2 separate regions of the Mus musculus genome follow, and region 2 is linked to region 1. A link is a loop called in an ENCODE intact Hi-C map of the cell type or tissue named here. Cell type or tissue: left cerebral cortex. All regions are shown on one strand. Links, peaks and the distances in the headings refer to the core of each region. The heading gives the core; the rest is flanking DNA. Region 1 overlaps Gopc (golgi associated PDZ and coiled-coil motif containing). Region 2 has its middle 18 kb from the start of Dcbld1.

Evidence for each region. Hi-C counts contacts between places; a loop is a spot of excess contacts. Peaks named below come from ENCODE experiments on the same cell type or tissue, not always from the same donor. Only the 100,000 strongest peaks of a DNase experiment are listed, where the experiment ranks them.
Region 2: it touches region 1 in a loop (4-fold over the local background); 21 of 42 quality-filtered maps call a loop at or near these places.

The regions. Positions count from the first base shown.
Region 1 is chr10:52,325,153-52,337,558 of GRCm38, forward strand. Gopc (golgi associated PDZ and coiled-coil motif containing) reads right to left here. Exons shown (of 9, transcript NM_001199272.1): 9 at 11,872-12,406. Among named protein-coding and RNA genes, the nearest start is that of Gopc, 51 kb to the right of the region's middle. In left cerebral cortex, for the core only: a CTCF peak has its summit at 6,080 (motif pointing left); a DNase peak (open chromatin) is centred at 6,080.
Region 2 is chr10:52,209,112-52,221,517 of GRCm38, forward strand. No RefSeq gene overlaps it. Among named protein-coding and RNA genes, the nearest start is that of Dcbld1, 18 kb to the right of the region's middle. In left cerebral cortex, for the core only: CTCF peaks have their summits at 7,846 and 8,684; DNase peaks (open chromatin) are centred at 7,861 and 8,687.

The DNA.
Region 1 (12,406 bases), core at 1,868-9,867:
TAATCCTTTCTTCTTCTAATTAATATTGTACCTGGCCATTCATTATTTTAAAAGTTTTGTTTATATGATTTTCATTTTATCCAGACAGACTCTCAGGTACCACAAGATGCCCTCTGATTCTGTAGTTGAGGATAACCTTGAACTTGCGATCTTTCGGCCTCAACCTCCCATGTTAGAACAGGCACATGCAACTCTGTCCTACCTTCAAGAGTGTTTCCATTTGTTGTCACTGGAACACAAAGGGCTCTCACCTCCGCTGTCACCAACTCTAATAAAACTGCTCCCGACTTTCATATAGGCCAATCTAGCTTGGCTAGAAGGCTTATCCTCAAACCACATTTCTGAACTACAATTAACCAACCAAACAAACAACACTAACAAAAGAATGATGCTTTCTATGTTAACTATGATGGCACTTGCCATCAAACTTGAAAATACCATACCTTCTCTCTCACAAAATAAAGTGTCAATGTGCTGGGGACTTGTCCCAGCACCTAGTTTCCTGAGGAAGGCAGAAATGGGTATGTGATTGGGGCCAAAGCTGCTTTATTTTAGACAGTTCTTCTGGTTTTTTGTTTTTGTTTTGTTTTGTTTTGTTTTTTTTTTTGGTTTTTCGAGACAGGGTTTCTCTGTGTAGCCCTGGCTGTCCTGGAACTCACTTTGTAGACCAGGCTGGCCTCGAACTCAGAAATCCGCCTGCCTCTGCCTCCCAAGGGCTGGGGATTAAAGGCGTGCGCCACCACGCCCTGCTGGTTCTTCTGTCTTTAACTCATTGCTATTCTGTTGCCAAAAGCTACTTACTTTTGGTGATTTCTTCTGTCCTTAACTCTGCTATTGTGTGGCCAATAGCTGCTTACTTTTGGTAATTTTTCTCTTCCTTTAATTCTGCTGTTCTAAGGCCAAAAGTCAATGGCTTCTAGTAACTTGACTCTAACTGATAGCAGCAGCAGCAGAATTAGAAAAAAAGGCTTAGTTTCTTTCTGATTCAAGGGCCCCTTGCTGGCCTGGTGGGAGACTTGGAGTTCCACAGATGTTTGTAAGTCTGAGAGCAAAGAAGAGGAAGAAAGGGAGAATTCAAGCATACACAGACACACACACTTTGACTGGGCTGGAACACCTGTCTTAACAATTCCACAAGTGTTCATACTTACTTACATACATACTCATACACCTACACATATAAGTATGCACATACATTTAGACAAACAGACATATACATATATAAACTTGGTGGATAGGGTTGAGCCTCAAATGCCACACTCTTGGACCCTCCTCCTCCTCCTCCTCCTCCTCCTCCTCCTCCTCCTCCTCTTCCTCCTCTTCCTCCTCCTCCTTCTCCTTCTCCTTGCTAGGTAACTGGGGTGGAGTCTAGCCTGAAGGTTAGAAGCTTGGGACATTGTCTATGTGACTAAAAGCCATGCTTCTCCTGTTGGGTGCTGTAGGGGGCAGTAACTTCCACAGGAGCCTTGAGTCCAGGAGATATGAGGGAATTCCTTCCTTCCCATGTAGGTGAATTATCACCACCAGGTCCTGGGGTTTGTTCACCTCTCAACTTGACTGGAGACCAGACTGTCTGTGCATAGCTCAATGCCCCACATATTACCTCACAGATAAAATGTTATACAAAGGGGGAGTTACAGAAGGATGTTGGTATTAAATTCAAAGTAGTGTTTCATCCTATAAGCACATTATAAGCTCAAAGCAACAGTTTCACACGGCCTTGTTTTATCATAGAGCACAGCCATGGCTTCATCCTAGGACCTGACTGGAATGAATATTTTTCCTTGATCGTAAATTCATTTCAAGCCTGCTTTCTTATCCTAGAGCAATTAGTCCGTGATGCATGGCGGTTTACAGAGCTCTATTTGCATCTTTATTCTATAGGGGGCTTGGGATTACTTGTATTAATTTAAGAGTTCTATAAAATCCTTATCAGGAATTGTGAAATTATCAATTGATCTATACAGCATTATTGCATGAGAGTACATCTTCATGTTGCTCAGCTGAAAATTTACCCAATAGGGTGGGCTGATGCCCAGGAATCATGAGGCTGTGTAATAGTGACAGGAAAGGCATATCAGCAGCAAGAAGCAATCCTGCTATGAAGTCACTGGTCATCTCACATCTCAGAGCTCACCCATTGTAAGCTGTGCAAAAACGTTGGGCCATCTCCAGAAAACTCATTTGCATGCCTTAGTCTTTCCTAGGTACCTTCTGACATCAATGTAATGAAAATTTTTAAAGAAGGCCTAAGCCTAAGGGCTGGAAAGACAGAGAACTCAGTAGGTAATGTGACTTTCCCTGTCCTCAGACACCATCGGATGATATGGTCAATGAGGGCAAAGGGAGCAGAGATGACAAACTGGGGTGGAGGGAGGGGCTGGGGATTGGAAGCCATGAGAATGATCACACCAGGACCAGCTGCAGAGAGACAGATGCACCTTACTTGAGGTGCTATAAGGCTGATATAATTTGTGAAACTGGGGGTAGGAACATTCAAGACGGGCAAAGGTCATTGGCTGAAGGATGAGAGTACCAAAATGCCTCATTAGCATGGGGAGACATTGCTCGAATCTCAGGTGCTAGCTGAATGAATGTGATCTTCCTTAGGGAGAGGCATCTGTGAGGGTTTTGAATTCCCCAGACAAGGTCAGAGAAGGAGACGCCCTGCCAATGAAGGGAGTCCTCCATATTGCACGGAACTCAGAGGCTATCCAGTCAATGGCAGACCTTGACCTTAATTAGCAGAGTTTTCCCACAGATAACAGCACTTACTGCTCTAGTGGGGAACCTGGACTCAATTTCTAGTACCCATATCGCAGTTCATAACTGTCTGTAACTCAAGTTCCAGGTATCTAATGCCCTATTCTGAACTCTCAGGACACCAGGCATGCACATGGTACATAGATATGCAGATGGGGTAAATAGTCACAGACATAATATTAAATAAGTAAATCTTTCTAAAAAAAATGGCCTACATTGGGCTGGAGAGAGAGCTTCGCAGTTAGAATACTTGAGACTTGATCAGAAACCTTTGTCTTGGCTTCATCTTTCTCTCCCCCTATCTACCCTCCTTCCCTGACTCTAGATGCACATTAGCATTACTTTAGTTTGCAGGGTGTAAACTTGACATAGGTCATCTGAGAGATGGGAACCTCAACTGAGAAAAGACCTTCAGAAGATCAGGCCGTGGAAAGCCTGTAGGGCATTTGGCGATTGATGTGGGAACCCTAGCTCATTGTGGGTGGTGCCACCCCTGAATTTATGGTCGTTGATTCTACAAGAAAGCAGGCTGCACAAGCCATGGGTAGCAAGCCAGTAAGCAGAACCCCTCCACGGCCTCTGTATCAGCTCTGTCTCCAGGTTCGGGCCCTGCTTGAATTACTGCCCCTGACTTCCTTCACTGATGGACTATGATGTGGAAGTGTAAGCCAAATAAACCCTTTCCTTTCCAGCATGTTTTTGCTCATGGTGTTTCATCACATCAGTAAACCTAACCAAGACAGGGGATTTTATTTGTTTGTTTCATTTTTCATCTTAAGGCCAAGTCTCATTATATAGGGTTGTTTCAAACTCATTATGCAGCCTAGGCTAACCTCAGACTCTCAGCAGTTCTCCTGACTTAGCTTCCAGGTACTGGGCTTTTAGGTTTGAGCAACCATGCCCGGCTGATGTAAGAGCACCAACTGCCCTTCCAGAGGTCCTGAGTTCAAATCCCAGCAACCACATGGTGGCTTACAACCACCTGTAATGAGATCTGACTCCCTCTTCTAGTGTGTCTGAAGACAGCTACAGTATACTTATGTATGTATAATAATAAATAAACCTTTGGGCTGGAGCAAGTAGGGTTGACTGGAGCAAGCAGAGGTCCTAAAAATCCAATTCCCGGCAACCACATGAAGGCTCACAACCATCTGTACAGCTACAGTGTACTCATATACATAAAATTAAATTTAAAAATCTTTTTCTTTTCTTTTTTTTTTTTTTTTTGGTTTTCTGAGACAGGGCTTCTCTGTGTAGCCCTGGCTGACCTGGAACTCACTCTCTAGACCTGGCTGAGCTCGAACTCAGAAATCTGCCTGCCTCTGCCTCCCAAGTGCTGGGATTAAGGTGTGTGCCACCATTGCCCAGCAATAAATCTTTTAAAAATGCCTAGGCCAATAGTGTGGCTTATTCTTCAACTAGCTCATAATTCAATTACCAGTTTATTCTATTCTAAGTGTGCCATATGTCTTATTACCTCTATTCAGAGTTCATGCAACTGTCTTCCTCAAAGTTCTGAGACAAATACCTTGATTTTATTTTTCAGAATTTTCTCTTTCTCCCAGATGTCTCACCTTCTACTTCTTGCTATGGCTCATTTGGGCATAGGTTTCTTTATTGACAGGTAACTGCTTTATACAGTGTATAAGAGATTCTCTTTATACTATGGCTGTTTAAAGCTGATTTTCTTTAGGGATTTGAAGAGAGCCCTGTGTGGCTCCAACTCACTAAACCCCAGGACTCCCTTACCTGGATCTGCAGTGTTGTCGCACAGACTTCCTACCTCAGATTATGCTAATGCTACAATTGTCAGATATGCACACTATAATGAACCATCAACAGAGTTCACACATGCACAGGCAACAGATTTCTTTCTTTCTTTCTTTCTTTCTTTCTTTCTTTCTTTCTTTCTTTCTTTCTTTCTTTCTTTCTTCCTTCCTTCCTTCCTTCCTTCCTTCCTTCCTTTCTTTCTTTCTTTCTTTCATTTTTTTTTACAATTTAAAAAAAAATTTTTTTATTATACATAAGTACACTGTAGCTGTCTTCAGACACACCAGAAGAGCGCGTCAGATCTCATTATGGGTAGTTGTGAGCCACCATGTAGTTGCTGAGAATTGAACTCAGGACCTTTGGAAGAGCAGTCAGTGCTCTTACCTGCTGAGCCATCTCGCCAGCCCCCAGAAAACAGATTACTCTTTTTTGTTTTGTTTTTTGTTTTTTGTTTTTTCGAGACAGGGATTCTCTGTGTAGCCCTGGCTGTCCTGGAACTCACTCTGTAGACCAGGCTGGCCTCAAACTCAGAAATCTGCCTGCCTCTGCCTCGTGAGTGCTGGGATTAAAGGTGTGTGCCACCACGCCCAGCTGACAACAGATTTCTTGATCCTCTCATCTCTGTCACCTTTTTTCACAGTTCAGACACCCTGATTTGTTCATCCCATAACTCTTCTAAGTCTATGGGCTGAAGAGATGGCTCAGTGATTAAGAGCACAGGCTGTTCTTCCAGAGGACCCAGGTTTAATTTTCAGCATCCACATGGTGGGTCACAACTGTTTGTAACTCCAATTCTGGGAGACCTGATGCCCTCTTCCAGCCAAAGGGAGTGCTCAATTTGTAGGTATGTGACTTCATGATGAATTCATGTGGTGATGGATATTGAGCCCCAGTTGACAACATGCCATTTGATCAGAGTTACACAGTGCATACTAAGCATGTTTTTTTTCTTTTGGGAGGTAGGGGTGGGGAGCTAGCCAGGGTCTCCTAGAGCCCAGGCTAGTTTCAAACTCCCTATGAAGCTGAGCATGGCCTTGAATTTCTGATCCTCGTTTCCAAGTCCTTCCTAATTCTGGGATTACAGACAAGCAGTACACTCATTCCTTTTGGTTTTGGTTTCATATAGGCCAGCTGGCAGGGAGTTCATTGTGTTTCTGAGGATGCTCTGGAATACCTGACCTTTCTGCCTCCATTTCATCCCCTTGTAGCTACTGATCACCATTAAAAAACATTAGAACTGTTTTAAACTTAGGCTCCATCAATCCATGTGCCATTCAGAAAAAAAAAAATGTAAAATATAGTAAAATGTAACATTGAAAGCCTAGATAGTTCCCTTTTCATTCTTCATGGCTTATGAAAGAATGAAGAGAGGGACCTGAGTTATGACTGACACTGTGAAACTCTGATCAAATGGCATAACTTCTCCAGTCTTGAATTTGTTCATCCTTAGAATGAATCTAGTTGTTTTACACTAGTTTTACAGACAAAAAGCCCTCCAATCTACTGGGTTAAATGCAGCTTTGGGGATCTCTCTCCCCCTACTGGCGCTTTCCCAAATTACACCTACCTTTCTAACCTTAAAATCAGTTTTAGTGTCTGTTTTATTTACCCAAGTTTCCTTGTTACAGACCATCCATCCATCCATCTCCCCCTTTTTTTTTTTTTAGAAAATACAGGTTTTTCTTTTATCAAATACAAAAACTAAAGCCTTTACTTAAAGTTTATATCAAGCCTTTGTTGTTCAAACCTTAATTTCTTTCCGTGTTGTGCTATGATTGCTAAATGTCTTCCTCTATTGTGCATTTCAGGTGTCTGTATGGGGTGGGATGTATGTGTGCACGTGCGCGCGTGTGTTGCCATGCTGTGAATGTTTTATGGTGGCTAGGGGATAGCCTTCAGAAGTTGAATGTCTTCATCTATTGTGCTTTCCAGGGATCAAACTCATGTCATCAAGCTTGAGGCGAGTGCTTTTACCCACTGAACTATCTTGGCCCCTCCCTTTATATACTCTAAGGCTATTTTAAGTAGGTGTATACAAGGTGTGATGGTTTGTGTAAGAATGGCCCTAATAGATAGGCTCATATTTGAGTATTTATTCCCCAGTAGGTACAACTGTTTGGGAAGGATTAGGAGGTGTGGCCTTGTCAGAAGTGTGAAACTAATGGCGGACTTTGAGGTTTCAAAAGCCCATTCATTCCCAGTTAGTTCTGTCATGCTTGTGGATCAGTGTATAAGCCTTAGCTACTGCTCTTAATGTCATGCTTGCTTGCTGCCATGCTCTCTGCCATGATGGGTGTGGCCTCAAACTAAAAATGTAAGCCCCCAAATAAACTCTTCTGTTAATTTCAAGTTGTCTTGGTCATGCATGATGTCTTTATCACAGGAACAGAAAGTAAGTCACAAGGTTATTATTTCAACTTTGTAGTAAACTGTAATAAAATAAAATAAAATAAAATAAAATACCTCTATTCTAAATGTTTTTGTCTTAATCTGTTTTGTATTAGCATATCATCTTTTGGGGAGCAAAATTATGTCCAGTGTTATCTTCCTTTTTTCCTCCTCTGGGTTTTGCATCTTTATGATTAAGTATGTGTCTCTTCAACATCCCTTTCCAAAGTCAGTCGATTCCCCCATCCCTGCAACTAGGAACTAGGAATCTTTTGTTTGTTTTGTTTTTCGAGACAGGGTTTCTCTGTGTAGCCATGGCTGTCCTGGAACTCACTTTGTAGACCAGGCTGGCCTCGAACTCAGAAATCCACCTGCTTCTGCCTCCCGAGTGCTGGGATTAAAGGTTTGCGCCACCATGCCGGGCTAGGATTCTTTTTTTTTTTTATACTCCTTGATCATATGCTCTCATCTTTGAAGTACCCCATTGGTTCTTGGCAGAATACACTAAATGTAACATTGGGTGGTGGGGGAAACTAAGTCTTACTCTCAAGGTTCAAAGGCTGGGCTGTCCTAGATTATGTAGCCCAGAACTTGTCCTCCCTCCTGCCTTCCAAGTGATGGGTTTATAGGAGCATGCCACCATGCCAGCTTAATCCTAACACTTCTTGTGTATTAGTATTCTCTTACACTGTGTATCTTTAGTTGAGCATTGCTAAGACTTAACCCTAGTTATATGCCTGCCAGCAGGGCAAGGGGGCTCCTACTGTTTCAGGATATAGGGTAGTAATAGCAATCTCTAAGTGTGAGGTTTTAATAGGAAAGGTGGACTACTTTTTAATGTCTTTTTAAATAATTTTTTAAAATGTGCATTGGTGTTTAGCCTGCATGTATGTCTGCAGGGATATGGGACCCACTGGATCTGGACTCACAGACAGGTGTGAACTGCCATATCGGTGCTGGGAATTGGTCCCAGATTCTCTGGAAAAGCAGCCAGAGTCCTTAACCACTGAGCCACCTCTCCAGTTCCCAAGGATGAGTTACTTTTTAAAAAATTTATTATTATTATTATTATTATTATTATTATTATTATTATTATTATTATTATTATCTTTTTGGTTTTTCAAGACAGGGTTTCTCTGTGTAGTCCTGGCTGTCCTGGAATTCACTCTGTAGACCAGGCTGGCCTCGAACTCAGAAATTCGCCTGCCTCTGCCTTGCAAGTGCTGGGATTAAAGGCGTGTGCAACCACGCCCAGCTTTATTTTTAATTAGATATTTTCTTTACTTACATTTTAAATGTTATCCCCTTTCCTAATTTCCCCTCTGAAAATCCCCTAACCCTTCCCCTGTCCCCCTGCTCCCCAACCCACCCACTCCTGCTCCCTGGCCCTGGCATTCCCCTATACTGGGGCACTGAACCTTCACAGGACCAAAAGCATCTCCTCCCATTGATGACTGACTACATCATCCTCTGTTACATATACAGCTGGACCCATGAGTCCCACCATGTGTACTCTTTGGTTGGTGGTTTAGTCCCGGGGAGCTCTGGGGGCTGGTTAGTTCATATTGTTGTTTCTCCTAGGGGGCTGCAAACCCCTTCAGCTCCTTGGGTCCTTTCTCTAGCTCCTTCATTGGGGACCCTGTGCTCAGTCCAGTAGATGGCTGTGAGCATCCACTTCTGTATCTGTCAGGCACTGGCAGAGCCTCTCAGAAAAAGACAGCTATTATCATGCTCCTGTCAGCAAGCTCTTATAGGCATCGACAATAGTGTCTGGGTTTGGTGGTTGTTTATGGGATGGATCCTCAGGTGGGGTGGTCTCTGGATGGTCATTCCTTCAGTCTCTGCTCTGAACTTTGTCTCTGTAATTCCTTCCATGGGTATTTTGTTCCACCTTCTAAGAAGGATCAAAGTATCCACACTTAGGTCTTCCTTCTTGAGTTTCATGTGTTTTGCAAATTGTATCTTGGTTATTCTAAGTTTCTGGGCTAATATCCACTTATCAGTGAGTGCATATCATGTGTGTTCTTTTGTGATTGGGTTACCTCACTTAGGATGATATCCTCCAGACCCATCCATTTGTCTAAGAATTTATTCATTGTTTTTAATAGCTGCGTAGTACTCCATTGTGTAAATGTACCATTTTCTGTATCCATTCCTCTGGGTTCTTTCCAGCTCCTGGCTATTATAAATAAGGCTGAGATGAACATAGTGGAACATGTGTCCTTATTACAAGTTGGAGCTTCTTCTAAGTATATGTCCAGGGGTTGTATTGCTGGATCTTCCAGTAGTTAGTAGTATGTTCAATTTTCTGAGGAACCGCCAGACTGATTTCCAGAGTGGTTGTACCAGCTTGCGATCCCACCAGCAATGGAGGAGTGTTCCTCATTTACTGGTTTTAAAGGAGGCATGGGCTACTTTCCAAGATTAAGCAATCCAGGAGGATCAGCAGTTACCATCCTCAGGGGCATCCAAAATATCTCCATGTCTTACATTTCCCCATTGGCTTTAGGAATAGATATTCTGTGAAAGCTCAACTGAATGCCCTGTCAGTCCTCTCATTGTAGGAGGGAGGCTTCCTCCGAACTCCTTCCCCTTCCTTGAGGTCTAGCTTTCCTGTTGAAGTATCAGATGTATCCTGATCATAGACTGTCCTTCATCAGCAGTTCACCAACACAACCTTATGTGATCAGCCACCTCTGCTGTTCTGACACTGTCATCATCATGTCTTCCTAACACCCAAATTGCTGAATGTCCCCGAGAATCCTTGTGGAACTTTCCCCAGTTAGACTACCCGAGGAGTCTCCAAGAACACCCCTCAAGATGACCCATTTGCAGAAGAGCCACGGGTCTGCGTACAAGATCTGCCTTGGACCTATGATTTGTCCCAGTGCTGCTGAACAGGCTTGTACCATTCCACACGCAAAGCACTATTCACTGGGGGAAGCTTGCCTGAGCCTATGACCACAGATAGGCTTAATAAAGATCATTTTAAAGTGAGACACACACACAAAGAGAAAAGGAGTTCTGATGACAGATACACCATACATACGATATGGGGGGTAGGCTCTCAAAACTTTGTTTAGAGCACATTTTATAGGGTCACCTAGTAGCAGCACGTACTACATGTAAAAATTCCAAACGCCCTGAAGGTGAACAACACAAATCCTGTTGTTTATATAGACATGTCAGGTGTGTGAACCTCCTACTAACTAAAAAAAGGTGGTATCCTCCTGAGACCTTGTTATATACTAACCAGAAGATTACCACAAATGGCCCTCAGAATGACAGTGTTGCTCTACTATGCTCACAATTTCCAGTATATGATCTTTGAAACACTTAGCAACTAAGCCATGCTCCTATGTCAGCACTAGAGGTATCCAGCCAAGATAGCTATCCTGCTTCATTTTTGGGGTAGGAGATGAACAGCTCTTTTTAAAAATTATCTTTTTTTTTATTTATTTATTTATTTATTTATTTATTTATTTATTTATTTATTTATTTATACAGTCTAGTCGTTATCCCCCTCCCGGTCCACAGTTCCTCATTCTATCCCTCATCCCCCATCTACAAGAAGATGTCCTCCCAAACCCTGCCAGGCTTCCCCACTCCCTGGGGCCTCCAATCTTTCCAGGGTTAGGTGTGTCTTCTCGCACTGAGGCCAGACCTAGCAATCCTCTGCTGTATATGTGTTGGGGGCCTCATATCAGCTAGTATATGCTGCCTGGTTGGTGTCTCAGTATCTGAGAGATCTCAGGAGTCCAAGTTAGTTGAGACTGCTGGTCTTTCCTATGGGGGTTGCCCTTGTCCTCAACTTCTTCCAGCCTTTCCCTAATTTAACCACAAGGGTCCCCGACTTCAGTCCATTCATTGGGTTTAAGTATCTGTGTCTATCTCAGTCAGCTGTTTGTGCAAAAGGTTTATTAGCTGGTGATATAAAAGCAAGTGAGGGGGGTGGAGGCAAGCCAACCACAAAGTGTGTGCACGATTGGAGGAGAATGGACTGAGCGAATGTAACTTCAAGTATAACGTAGGGAGTCTTCCTGGCAGTCTCCATGACTCACAAGGTCTTTGTCCTGGTCAGTGGCCACCTGAAGAGGCACAGCTTCAGCCTGAACACAGACAATCCCAGCTTGAGGCAGCTGGGCCTCCAGACAGCTAAATGTCCTCCTGCTGGAGATGTCAAGAGATGTGTTCTGCTGCAAGGGTGGTTATGGCTCAAGACAACCTGGAAAACATTCATTGTCAAACAAAATATTTATCACCAACAACACATGGTAATCCGTAATACGTTTGTACCTTTTTTTTTTTTCCTTTTTCAAGGTAGATTGTAACCTCTCTAAAATATAACATTGATCAATACTGAAAATGCAGATCCCTTTTTATATCTCACAAACCAAGCAATAGCCTGAGGAGATGAATTTTGTTAAAGACTTTTCCTTAGAGAACTTCAGAATCAGTAGCTTCAATTGCCACAGGGCGCACACGGATGTAAGGACTAAATCACAGCTGCCCGACAGCAGGAGACAAGTATTTCTAAGTGCTCATAATGAAAGACAGTTTCTGAGCTTATGAATGTTTACCAAAATAATCTTACATGTACTTTGGAAAACTCTAAACTAGATAGATGTAGGTGTCTATGAAAGAATTTCCTTTCAAATACAAGGATTCATACTATACTCTTATCAATGCTGTCCTCATTATGTAACTTTAGCTTTTAAGATCTGTAATACGAAACCAAGCCAAAGAGACCAGAGTTTCTTCCATCTGCTAAGTTTAAAACAGACTATCGATCCCAGAGTTGTTTTGACAGTTCCTAACTACCAGATTTCTAACTAATTCAGATGAAACAGTTAAGCCTAAACAATTCCTACCCAATCTATGATACTCTACCCCAGCAGCTGGATTCAGTCTTTGGGTATTTCATGACACAATGATACAAGTCACAGGAGCTACTCAGAACCCATAATAAACCAAAATATTTAATGTGAATGAAAGAGAAAACATTTATTTTCCTTCAAATCTGATCAATACTGCTTTAATGTAGAATATGTCATTTTTATTTACAGGCTAATTAAGAATATGAAACTCAACTAGATATAATACAATTATCATAAATCCCCTTATATGTAAATTAATATATTTTTTGTTTTAAAATATGAAAACAACATAAGCCCCTTGCTGTGGGGTCTATTCCAGCACCATGGACAGGTTATGTTATTTGTAATTGTTTAATTCTAATCAACAGACTTGCAAGCTCTTCATCTCTCTCAAATTTAATTTAACAATAATCCCTAACCCGAATACGTCACTTTCATCATGTTCAGAACAGAAAACTGCAGAAGACAATTTCACACAATAAGTGTGAGTATGTCCACGCACACACCTCTCATGCTCTACACGTTTTCATTGTAATGGCTTTGCAACAGCTTTCCCCCCATTTTTTGGCTTTGTTCAAGAAGAGTCAGTGTTATATGGGCATCTTTCC
Region 2 (12,406 bases), core at 2,952-10,951, 110 kb before region 1:
GCAGAGATATTCCTTCTAAGGTGAAAGATAAGTTATTGCACCTGGCCCCTCCTACAACCAAGAAAGAAGCACAACGTTTAGTGGGTCTATTTGGATTCTGGAGACAACACATCCCTCACTTGGGTGTGTTACTTAGGCCTATTTACCAAGTGACTCGGAAAGCTGCTAGCTTTGTGTGGGGCCTGGAACAGGAGAAGGCCCTTCAACAGGTCCAGGCTGCTGTGCAGGCTGCTCTACCACTTGGACCATATGACCCAGCAGATCCGATGGTACTTGAGGTGTCTGTGGCTGATAGAGATGCTGTTTGGAGCCTCTGGCAGGCCCCTGTAGGTGAATCACAGAAAAGACCTTTGGGATTTTGGAGCAAAGCTCTACCATCATCGGCAGACAACTATTCTCCCTTTGAAAAACAGCTCTTGGCCTGCTATTGGGCCTTAGTGGAAACTGAACGTCTGACAATAGGACACCAAGTCACTATGCGACCTGAACTACCCATCATGAGCTGGGTACTATCAGACCCTGCAAGTCATAAAGTGGGACGTGCACAGCAGCAGTCTATTATCAAATGGAAGTGGTATATACGTGATCGGGCCAGAGCAGGTCCTGAAGGCACAAGCAAGTTACATGAAGAAGTTGCTCAAATGCCTATGGTTTCTACTCCTGTTACAATGCCATCTGCTGCCAAGCATGCACCTATAGCCTCATGGGGTGTTCCCTATGATCAACTGACCGAAGAGGAGAAGACTAGAGCCTGGTTTACTGATGGCTCTGCACGTTATGCAGGTACCACCCAGAAGTGGACAGCTGCAGCATTACAACCCCTTTCTGGGACAACCTTGAAAGACACAGGTGAAGGGAAATCTTCACAGTGGGCAGAACTTCGGGCAGTACACATGGTATTACAGTTTGTTTGTAAGAAGAAATTGCCAGATGTACGACTGTTCACTGACTCATGGGCTGTAGCCAATGGATTGGCTGGATGGTCAGGGACTTGGAAAGATCACAATTGGAAAATTGGTGAGAAAGACATCTGGGGAAGAAGTATGTGGATAGATCTCTCCAAATGGGCAAAGGATGTGAAGATATTTGTGTCCCATGTAAATGCTCACCAAAAGGTGACTTCAGCTGAGGAGGAGTTCAATAATCAAGTGGATAAGATGACCCGTTCTGTGGACAATCAGCCTCTCTCCCCAGCCATCCCTGTCATTGCTCAATGGGCACATGAACAAAGTGGCCATGGTGGTCGAGATGGAGGTTATGCTTGGGCTCAGCAACATGGGCTTCCACTCACCAAGGCTGACCTGGCTACAGCTGCTGCTGATTGCCAGATCTGCCAACAGCAGAAACCAACACTGAGCCCCAGATATGGCACCATTCCTCGAGGTGACCAGCCAGCAACCTGGTGGCAGGTTGACTACATTGGACCACTTCCTTCATGGAAAGGACAGCGTTTTGTTCTTACTGGAGTAGATACTTATTCTGGTTATGGATTTGCCTTTCCTGCACGTAATGCCTCTGCTAAAACCACCATTCACGGACTGACAGAATGCCTTATCTATCGTCATGGTATTCCACACAGTATTGCTTCTGACCAAGGAACTCATTTCACAGCCAGAGAAGTAAGACAGTGGGCCCACGATCATGGAATTCACTGGTCTTACCACATTCCCCATCATCCTGAAGCAGCTGGTCTGATAGAAAGATGGAATGGCCTTTTGAAGACGCAGTTACAGTGCCAATTAGGTGGTAACAGCTTGGAAGGTTGGGGCAGAGTTCTTCAGAAGGCAGTATATGCTTTGAATCAGCGCTCGATATATGGTACAGTTTCACCCATAGCCAGGATTCATGGGTCCAGGAATCAAGGGGTGGAAAAAGGAATAGTTCCACTTACTATCACTCCTAGTGACCCTCTAGGAAAATTTTTGCTTCCTGTCCCCATAACTCTAGGTTCTGCTGGCCTAGAAGTTTTGGCTCCAGAGAGGGGAATGCTCCTACCAGGAGCTACAACAAACATTCCATTGAACTGGAAGCTCAGACTTCCCCCTGGTCATTTTGGGCTTCTAATGCCCTTAAACCAACAGGCTAAAAAAGGAATAACAGTGTTAGGAGGGGTGATAGATCCAGATTACCATGGGGAAATTGGATTACCTCTTCACAATGGTGGTAAGCAAGATTATGTCTGGAGTGTAGGAGATCCCTTAGGGCGTCTCTTAGTACTACCATGTCCTGTGATTAAAGTCAATGGGAAACTACAACAGCCTAATCCAAGCAGGATGACAAAGGATGCAGACCCATCAGGAATGAAGGTATGGGTCAATCCTCCAGGAAAAGAGCCAAGACCTGCTGAGGTGCTGGCTGAAGGAGAAGGAAATACAGAATGGGTAGTAGAGGAAGGTAGTTATAAATACCAATTAAGGCCACGTAACCAGTTGCAGAAACGAGGATTATAAAGTAATATGAATGCCCATTGTAAATTTACAAATGCGTTTGCGATTGTACGAGGAATAGTTATATCATGTTAGGCGTATTTACAACCTTGTTATTGTTTCATGTGAACATGAGATATTATTTGTGTCAAGTTGACAAGGGGTGGATTGTAGTGGTTATTCCTGGTTGTCAACTTGACTATATTTGGAATGACTACAATCCGGAATTGGAAGGCTCACCAGTGACCCTTATCTGGAGGCTTGGAGATCCTTATCTGGATCTTGGTTTGAAGATCTTGAGCCATAGTGGCTATGGATTCCAGAAGATTGAATCTCCGAGTTTAAGGAACACACCTTTAATCTGGGCTACGCCTTTCATCTGGGATTAAAGGTGTGGTGGAACACACCTTTAATCTGGGCTACACCTTCTGCTGGAGACAATATAAGGACATTGGAAGAAGGGAGTCTAGCTCTAGCTCTTGCTCTTGCTCCTGCTCCTTCGCCTGCTTGCTGCGTGAGACTGAGTAACTGCTAGATCCTTGGACTTCCATTCACAGCTGTGACTGAACGATTGTTGGGAATTGAGCTGCCGACTGTAAGTCATCAATAAATTCCTTTATTATCTAGAGACTATCCATAAGTTCTGTGACTCTAGAGAACCCTGACTAATACAATAGCTCTGTACCTCATTGTTTTAATAGGGTTATTTGGTTCTCATGGAGAGAGAAGAGGTCTGCAATGGAGATTTTACAAAGATACGACTTCTTAATTTTTGTATAACCAAGTTTAATTCCTTTCTTTTGAAATCACTCATAACTCACAGTGGTTCTAGTGACTTTGTGAGTTCTAGGTTGGCACAGACCTTTTTGTTTGAGTCAGGGTCTCATGTAGCACAGGCCACAAAGTCAGGGAAAAACAAGGTTTATACAGCAAGATCCAAGCCCGGAAAGGCTACCATAGCTTGACTTTCACTGTAAATAGTGTAGGTGAACATTTAATGTTGGGAGTAAGGATGCAGCTTCTTTGGTAGGGTGTTGTATAGTATATATGGGGCCCTGGGTTCTGTATGCACAGCACTGCATACATTTGGTGTGATGTGATAGGATGTGTGTGCATGCACTTGTGGACACAACGTTTTCTAGTTTTGTATATAAATAATTAAAATATTTGGCTTAGAGTTTACATTCAAAGAAGAAAGTCTCTCTCCCTCCCTCCCTCCCTCTCTCTCCCTCCCTCCCACCCTCCCTCCCTCCCTCCCTCCCTCTCTCTCTCTCCCTCCCTCTCTCTCTCTCTCTCTCTCTCTCTCTCTCTCTCTCTCTCTCGATCTCACATAGCCAATGTTGGCCTCTAATTTTCTCTGTAGCTGAAGATGATCTTGACCTTCTGATCCTCTTGAGTTCTTAGATAAGAGTGTGCACCCTCACAGCTAGTTTTGTGGTGCTGCGGCTTTGTGCATGCTACATGCTGAACTACCTCTGCAAACCCAAAAGATTCTTTTTATTATACATATTTTATGCTGCTAGAGCAATAATAGACTATTTCTGAAAATCTGTACTAGCCTGAGCAGGGCAGATGAAAAATGGAAGTGGGTGTTGGTTGAGTAGAGGCTGTGATCTAAGAAAAGAAGTCCTAGAATCGCAGAGGACTGTTGAGTTTGACATTGCAATTTGCCAGTCTCTGAAATCAAAATGGAAAGAAAACTCAAAATGGAAAATGGCTCATTCAACAAATATATTTCATAAGCCTACCACTGTCATGTTTTGTGTCAGAGGTTAAGTTTAAGTTTCTGCACTTTGTTGTATATTTTTAGGTATTCCACAATGTGATAAAATCTTATACACACACACACACACACACACACACACACACACACACACACACAAATAAGTCAGATGTGGAGATCATTGATCATAATCACTGCCTTTGGGAAATTAAATTACTATATATCAAGTTTAAGACCAGCCTAAGCTAAATGAGACCTTTCACACACACACACACACACACACACACACACACACACACAGCCAGGTGTAGTGGTCCAAGCCGTCAATCTCAGCACTCTGGAGACAGAGGCTGGTGGATTTCTGTGAGTTCAAGTCCTGCCAAGGATAGATAGTTTCTCAAAAAGAAAAAAAAGGTGTGTGTGTGTGTGTGTGTGTGTGTGTGTGTGTGTATACATATAAGAGTGTTTGCCCCCATTCAGAAGTCAATTGTTTTCTCTTGACTTGTTTCTCTATCACTAGATGAGTCCTAATTAAACATCAGATGCACAGGACCTTATTTATTTATTGGTAAACTTTGGTTCAGATACTAAACACTTCTACTTAACCATAGTACCCTAGCCATAGCACTATGGTTTGTGTCTCAGTATTATATATAGTGTCTATAAAACAAAGTATGGGGGCTGGAGAGATGGCTTAGCGGTTAAGAGCACTGACTGCTCTTCCGAAGGTTCTGAGTTCAAATCCCAGCAACCACATGGTGGCTCACAACCATCCGTAATGAGATCTGACTCCCTCCTCTGGAGTGTCTGAAGACAGCTACACTGTACTTCTATATAATAAAAATAAATAAAAAAAAAAAAACAAAGTATATCAGCCATCCTAGTCATTGATACTCCATTTTAGTTGGTTTTATATCTGCATTCACAGAAATGTCTACTCAAAGCCTTGTTCCATTGTTTGCTTGTTTGGCCAATTTATTATTATCTGAGTGTCTTTCTTTCCTTTCCATTTTTTCTTTCTTCATTCTCTTTTATCTCCGTTTTTCTTTTCTTTGGTTTTTTGAAACAGAAGTCATATGTGTCAGGCTGGTGGTGAGCTTGCTATATATCCAAGGATGGCCTTGATTTTCCTGCCTGTACTTCCAAGAGCTAATATTACAGGTATGGGCTATTGTATTTCTTTCTTTGTGGGACAGAGTATTGCTTTATAGCCCAGATTAGCTTTGAACTCCTCCTCCTCCTCCTCCTCCTTCCCTCAACCTCCCAAATTCTGGGATTCCAGACAAGTGCCTACTCAGTTGGTTTGGGTTTTATCTTTTCAGATTTAGTTTGTTGGTTGGTTGGTTTTGTTAGTTTTGTTGTTGTTGTTTTGTTATTATCTTTATTTGTTGGTTTTGTTTGTTTTTTTTCTAAGACATAATTTTATTTTGCTAAGCCAGGCCTTAAACTCACTATGAGCTCAAGAGGAATCACTAAATTCCCAATCCTGTAACTCCCAAGTGCTGAATTAAAAGGATGTGCTACCATACTGAGTTGGATTGTTCTTCATCATCAACGATCATTAATTATCATCATCATTAATGGTCATTATCATCATCAATCATCATCTCTTCTCTCTTCAAATGTCTCTAAGCTAACAGACTTAGAGGCAGTTGTAGAAACTTTGATGTGTAAGTTTTATTCTTATATTCTGCTTCCTTTGAAGCTTCCCTCTTGCTCACAGTCGGCCACAGGGGGAGCATAATGGCCAGTATCTATTCACTTTCAAACCCCTTTCTCCAGATATAATTCATAAACAACACAGTTCTCTTATTTAATGTGTACTGTCTGGTGATGTTTAGTATATTTACAGGGTTATATGACAAGTGCTATTATCAAATTCTGGAATATTTCCATCATCCAAACAGAAATGGATTCCTATTAACCAACACAGCTCATTCCCTCTCCACCAGTCCTTGGTAAACAGTATGGATATATCTAATGTAGATATTCCATATAAATTAACTGTATAATGTGTGGTCTTTTGTGCCTGGCTTCTTCCACTGAGTATACTGGGTTTTTTTTTATGTTAATTTATTGTGTGAGTGTTTTGGTATTTTGACCAGATGTTGTGACCAGTGTTGGGCTCCTAAGCTAAATGAGGGATTATGGTAGGACAATGAACATACCATAGACACTTCTCAGAGAGTGTGACAGGAGTGGGGCTACTTCATACCCAAATCAGGCTTGGACCTACTCAAACCTGTAGAAACAAAGGCCACTTCATGATAAAGTTAGTTAAACTTCTGTTTTCACACCAGAGAACTGGATTCTCAGAAATCATGTGACCTGCCAGTCTACTAATCTAGCTGATAAGCTTGGAATTTTCCTGGGCCCAGTGGGGCACTTCCTCCCTTGTCCTGCCCCTGTCCCCGAACTGTATAAACTTGCCCCACTATATCAATCGATGTGCTGCCCTCTGAAACAGTTTACCTGAGCTTTAACTCTCTACCACCTGAGACCCTGCTCCTCAGCTCCTCAGCTCCTCAGCATCCTGAGACCACTGGTACACAATGACTGGTGGGGACAGGGGAGACACATGTGTATTTGTGCATCACTTGCATTCCTGTCCCCAATGAGGCCAGAAGAGAGTGTCAGATTCCCTGGAGCTAGACTTATGGATGTTTAGGATCCACCATGAGGACACTGGGAATCGAACCCAAGTGCTCTGGAATAACAGCCAGTAAGTGCTCATAACCACTGAGCCATTTCTCCAGCCACTAGTATAAAATATTTAAGGTTCTTTCATAAAGTACTCATGCTTGAAACTTCATTGCATTTTATTGTTGAAATATTTTTTCCTTTCATTTTCTTTGGTTCTGAGGATTGAACCTAGAGCCATATTTATGTTGGCAAACGTTATAGTGCTGAAGTGTGTCCCCAGCCCTGACAATATTCTTCAATGTGAATATGCCACCTCCAATTGTCTACTCAATGATTGAGAGATATTTGGTTACAGTTTAGCATGCTGCTAATAACATTAGATCCATCAACTTCTTGGTGTTTGTTTTGTTTTGCTTTTAGTTTTATTTTGAGACAGGCTTTTCTGTAGTCTAAGGCTGGCCCTGAACTCTCTATGTAGCTGAGGCCATCCTTGAACTCCTGATCCTCTTACTGCTATCCCCCAAGTGCAAATGAGCCACCAAACCCCACGTTAGATTGCAGCTAATGCCTCAAATCGCCCTATTGTTCTAACTCTATGTAAGCTCCCTTATGTCTGTAACAAACTGTTAGAAACAGAAGAGCTCTGAATCCCTGCCTCATACAGCAATACCTATTTTTGACTTAAGGAGAATGATCAGGCTCCAATTGCCGGGAGCTCTCTCAGTACCCACATGAGGGGTCCTGGGGAAGACATTTAATTACAAACAAAATGAAACATGTGGTCATCCTCTATTGGGACTTAGTGCAGAAGAAAATAGAAATCCACTTCTTTCCTCCATGAGCTTTACGGTTCTCATTCAAGCAAATGTTCCAAGAGACTGACTCACAAGGTAACTATTATTTTACATACCTTCATTTAACAGAAAGCAATCATTATCTTAATTCTTGCCTAACTGGAAATACATGGTATTTTCATATGTTCTTGCTTTAGAGTACATCTTGTGTAAATTTCTAGTACTAGCTATGCAGCAGGCGACCTTGCTCACGCTGAAAGCCTCTGCTCCACACGGTGGCAGTGTAGCACTCCCCAGACCCAAAGCTTTCCACCGACTGCAGGTGAAGCACAACTAATAGAAACATCTTTGGGTCACCTATGTGTTCTCTCATGGTGGTCGCCAACTGCCCATGAGAGCAATGACTTCCTCCTATTCCAGAACTACTGTCCTGTCTCCAGACTCTCCGGTCAAGAAAAGACAGGGAAGTTTGAACAAACTTTTCAATGGCTGTAATTGACTCAAGTCTTTTATAAAAACATCATAAAGGTTATTTTTCTGACAGAACGATAGAAGTCTTAAAATCACAAAACTAAATATTTTCAGCCTTTTGTCACAAAAAAATGTATATTTTGTACTGCACAGGCTCATGACATGTTGTGTAATGTAAGTACTTACCTCTCCTTTCACTTAACACAGGCATGGATGTGCATGCCTCTACATCCCAGATAGGATACAAATATATATATTATATATAGGATACAAATATATAAGCTATACAAATATATACATACCAAAATAGGATATTTAGGTTGTAAATGCCTATACATCCCAGCACATGACCCTGATTTCTAATTAATTAATTAATTAATTAATTAAATGGCTGGGAGATAGCTTGATTGGTAGTGTTTGTCTAGCATGCACAATCTCGTGGCATCCATCCAGCACCATATAAACTGGGTGTTAGTGCCATGCACTCTGCACTGTTCAGCCTTTCCTGCAAAGACCCCATCTGAACCGTGCAGGAAAGGCTTGTGCTGTTTTGCTTTTCCACGGGGCTCACAATGGCTGTGGAATAGAAGGCGCCTGGCCTGCTGCCTCCTTGTGCTGCCACCTGCTTTCCTCTCCACATCTCTACAGTTCCTCATAGCAGCTTGTGTTTGCCTGCCTGGACTCAGACGTTTCTCACAGCATCGTAGAAATAAATCCAAGAACAGAGACAACGAATCCCTAATCTAGGAAGCCAGGAGAGAGTATGAGTTTTCTGTTAGTTGCTTTGTGCTTCTGACTTGGTTTGGTTTGATTGTGTTTTGTGTGGCACTTCTCACGTTTTTTTGCCAGATCAACTTAGAACTCACTGGGTTCAGCCTGCTGGCCTTGAATTGCTGATCTCTCTACCACAGCCTGGGGGGGAGGGGGGGGTAGGAGGTGTTAGGGGCTAGGATTACGGACGTGCACCACACTATTTGGCTTACAAATTCAAGTTCCTTTTATTGTTAGGAGGAAATATGTTTGGAGATTTTTATTTGCCCAGACAGTTTGCATCTCCTCTAAAGGACACTTCCATACGCGCCTTTCTTTCTTCTTCCTGTAACGAAATACCTGACAGAAGGTGATTGAAGCCAGAAAGAGATTATTCTGGCTTACATTTATGTGGGGGCAGAGTGTGATTACATCTCATCATGGCAGGAAGGACGGGGCAAGAGAATCAGGAAGCCAACTGGTCACAATGCTTGTCGACAGTCAGAGAAAAGGGTGACCAAGAAGTGAGACCTCATGCTCCACTCCCAGCCATTTCCTCAAGCATTCACCACTGAATTTTGGTGAGGTTTTTTTTCCAGTTTTTTTTTTTTTTTAATTGCAAAGTTTCTTCAGAGACCCAGTGTAATGTCTTTAACTGTGAGTCCCATTCAAAGGGACATATACTATGCTGGCATAGGAGGCACCAACAGGAGCAGGAGACCAGGGGGTCCCTTTGTAGCCAGGAAGCAGAACCAGGTTAAAATCTTCAGGCTGGACTCAAGCTCAAAGCAGTCCTCCTGTGGTAGCCGTCAGAGTACTGGGATTGCATGTGTGAGCTACCACACCAGGCTTGTTTTGATATTTTAAATGTCCATTTCTACAGCTTCTCATGTTCCAATATATATGGCATGAAGACCAAAGGGGACCACGTCTGGGGAAGAAAGGGGACAGAAAGAAACAAGAGCAGACAATGGGGAGAAGAAAGAAAACACTGTATGTTTTATCTCACATGCAGTTCTACATCTAAAGACATTAAGTATACGTGTATACTTATATATATGACATAAGACATATATATGTCTCATACATATATGACACTGTGTGTGTATGAGAGAGAGAGAGAGATGAGAACGGGAGGAAGACTATTAAGAAAAGGTACCAGGGGGGCTGGAGAGATGGCTCAGTGGTTAAGAGCACTGACTGCTCTTCTGAAGATCCTGAGTTCAAATTCCAACAACCACATGGTGGCTCACAACCAACCATCTGTACAGCTACAGTGTACTCATATACATAAAATAAACAAATAAATCTTAAAGAAAAAAAGAAAGGAAGAAAGAAAGAGAGAGAAAGAAAGAAAGAAAGAAAGAAAGAAAGAAAGAAGAGGAAGGAAGGAAGGAAGGAAGGAAGGAAGGAAGGAAGGAAAGAAAGAAAGAAAGAAAGAAAGAAAGAAAGAAAGAAAGAAAGAAAGAAAGAAAGAAAGAGAGAAAGAAAGAAAGAGAGAGAAAGAGAGAGAAAGAGAGAGAGAAAGAGTACCAGGAGGGGCAAGGAGGAATGGAAGATGGCAATGGGTAAAAAAGAATGAGCAAAATGTAATGATGTATATACATGAAAGTATCATATATATATGCTACATAATAATTAGGTTTAAAATGACAAGTGTTTCCTAACTTGTTAGAGATGGCTTTTGCTTCCATCACATCAGAGCAACAAGATACCCATATGGGTTGGCCTTTTTCCTGCAAAGAGAAATATAATAAAGTTATTTTCCCTAGAACTGCCCAGCAAAAATAAAGAGTTAATACAAAGAATGTTTTCGCAAGGTAGATAAGAATTTTGGGAAAGACGAACTGTGCCAGGAATGCTGTATACAGCGAAGAAAAACCAGTCCAACCAGCTTTTCTTGTGCAAAGGAATGAAATCAAAGAGCCCATTCATAGCAACTCCAAGTTTATACTCACCACAAATTTTAAACCAAATTGTATCTGTCTTTAAGTTTTTATTTGTATGATGGTCAGCACACCCATGATACAATAATTACACTTAATTAGCAATGCTCCTAAAGTAAAACTCAAAGCCATATTTTGAACTTGCTGGAAGAACTCACGCCAAACATAACAATGGTTACCTTAGCGAAAGGTATTAGAAAGAAGTAAATCGTGGTGTGGTGGCTTACACCTGCAATCCCTGCCTGAGTTGCCCCGTCCCAAAAGGGGAGGGGAGCAGAAAGTCAGTTGGTTCTTTGTGTGAGTCATTGTGTGTCTATGTAGGGATGATTTGGGATTTGCTTTTTTAAGATTTATTTTGATAATTTTTTTAAATGTGCCTCACCAGGTGGTGATGACACACATCTTGTTGTTGTTGTTGTTGTTGTTTAAGATTTATTTATTTTATGTATGTTAGTACACTGTCCCTGTCTTCAGACACAGCAGAAGAGGGCATCAGATCCCATTAGAGATGATTGTGAGCCACCATGGAGTGGCTAGTAATTAAATTCAACCTTTAGAGGAATAGTCAATGCTCTTAGCCACTGAACCAACTCTCCAGCCCTATTGTTATAATTTTTATATATGTGTTTGTATTTGCCTTAGGACTATATGGTGTGTGTATATGTGTGTATCTCTCTCTCTCTCTCTCTCTCTCTCTCTCTGTCTCTCTCTCTCTCTCTCTCTGTGTGTGTGTGTGTGTGTGTACGTGTGTACCTTCAGAGACTCAAGAGGGTGTTGGATCCCCTGAAGCTAGAGAAAGCTGCCTAAAGTGGGTACTAGGTCTCCTGAAAGTGGGTAACCTGTGCCCATTCTCCAGCCCTGTGGTTTTGGTTTTTAATAGTCTTTATTACATTAGCTTATTTAATGTGGGTTGGTGAAGGTGCTACAGTGGGCTTTGTGCATGGAGATCACAGACAAATTGGAGGAGTTGGTTCTCTCTTTCTTTCATGTAGGTTCCCAGGATCAAACACAGAAACTCAGGCTTGGTGGCAAGCACCTTTACCAGCTAAGCCCTCTCACCCCCGTATGTGTGCAATTTGGGGTGACAGTTCACACAATACCTGTACTTCTAGCATCTGAGCTCATGTCCAGCCTGAGCTACAGAGTGAGAGAGAGACCCTCTGTCAAGAAAAACGAAACAAAATCAAAACATTACTATAAGCCAGGTATGGTGGTACACACATTTCACCCCAGCACTCAGGAAGCAGCGGCAGGCAGATGAGGCCAACCTTGTCTTCTACATAGGGAGTTCCAAGCCAGCCAGGGCTAAATAGTGGGACTCTGTCTCAAGGGGGGAAAAAGAGTTATAATTCTAAGATGGAAAAATGTTTGTAAACCTGTGACATATATGACATAACTTTATTGCACATTCCTACTTATCTTGGTTTCTTCTGGCAGAAGGCTATACTTGGATAATATAAATACATATATGTGGGATACAGTGACACATACATTTAATACATCTAATTCCTGAACTGCAGAGGCATAGGCATAGGCATAGGCAGAGGCAGAGGCAGAGGCAGAGGCAGAGGCAGAGGCAGAGGCAGAGGCAGAGGCAGAGGCAGAGGCAGAGGCAGAGGCAGAGGCAGAGGCAGAGATCTCTGAGTAAGTCTA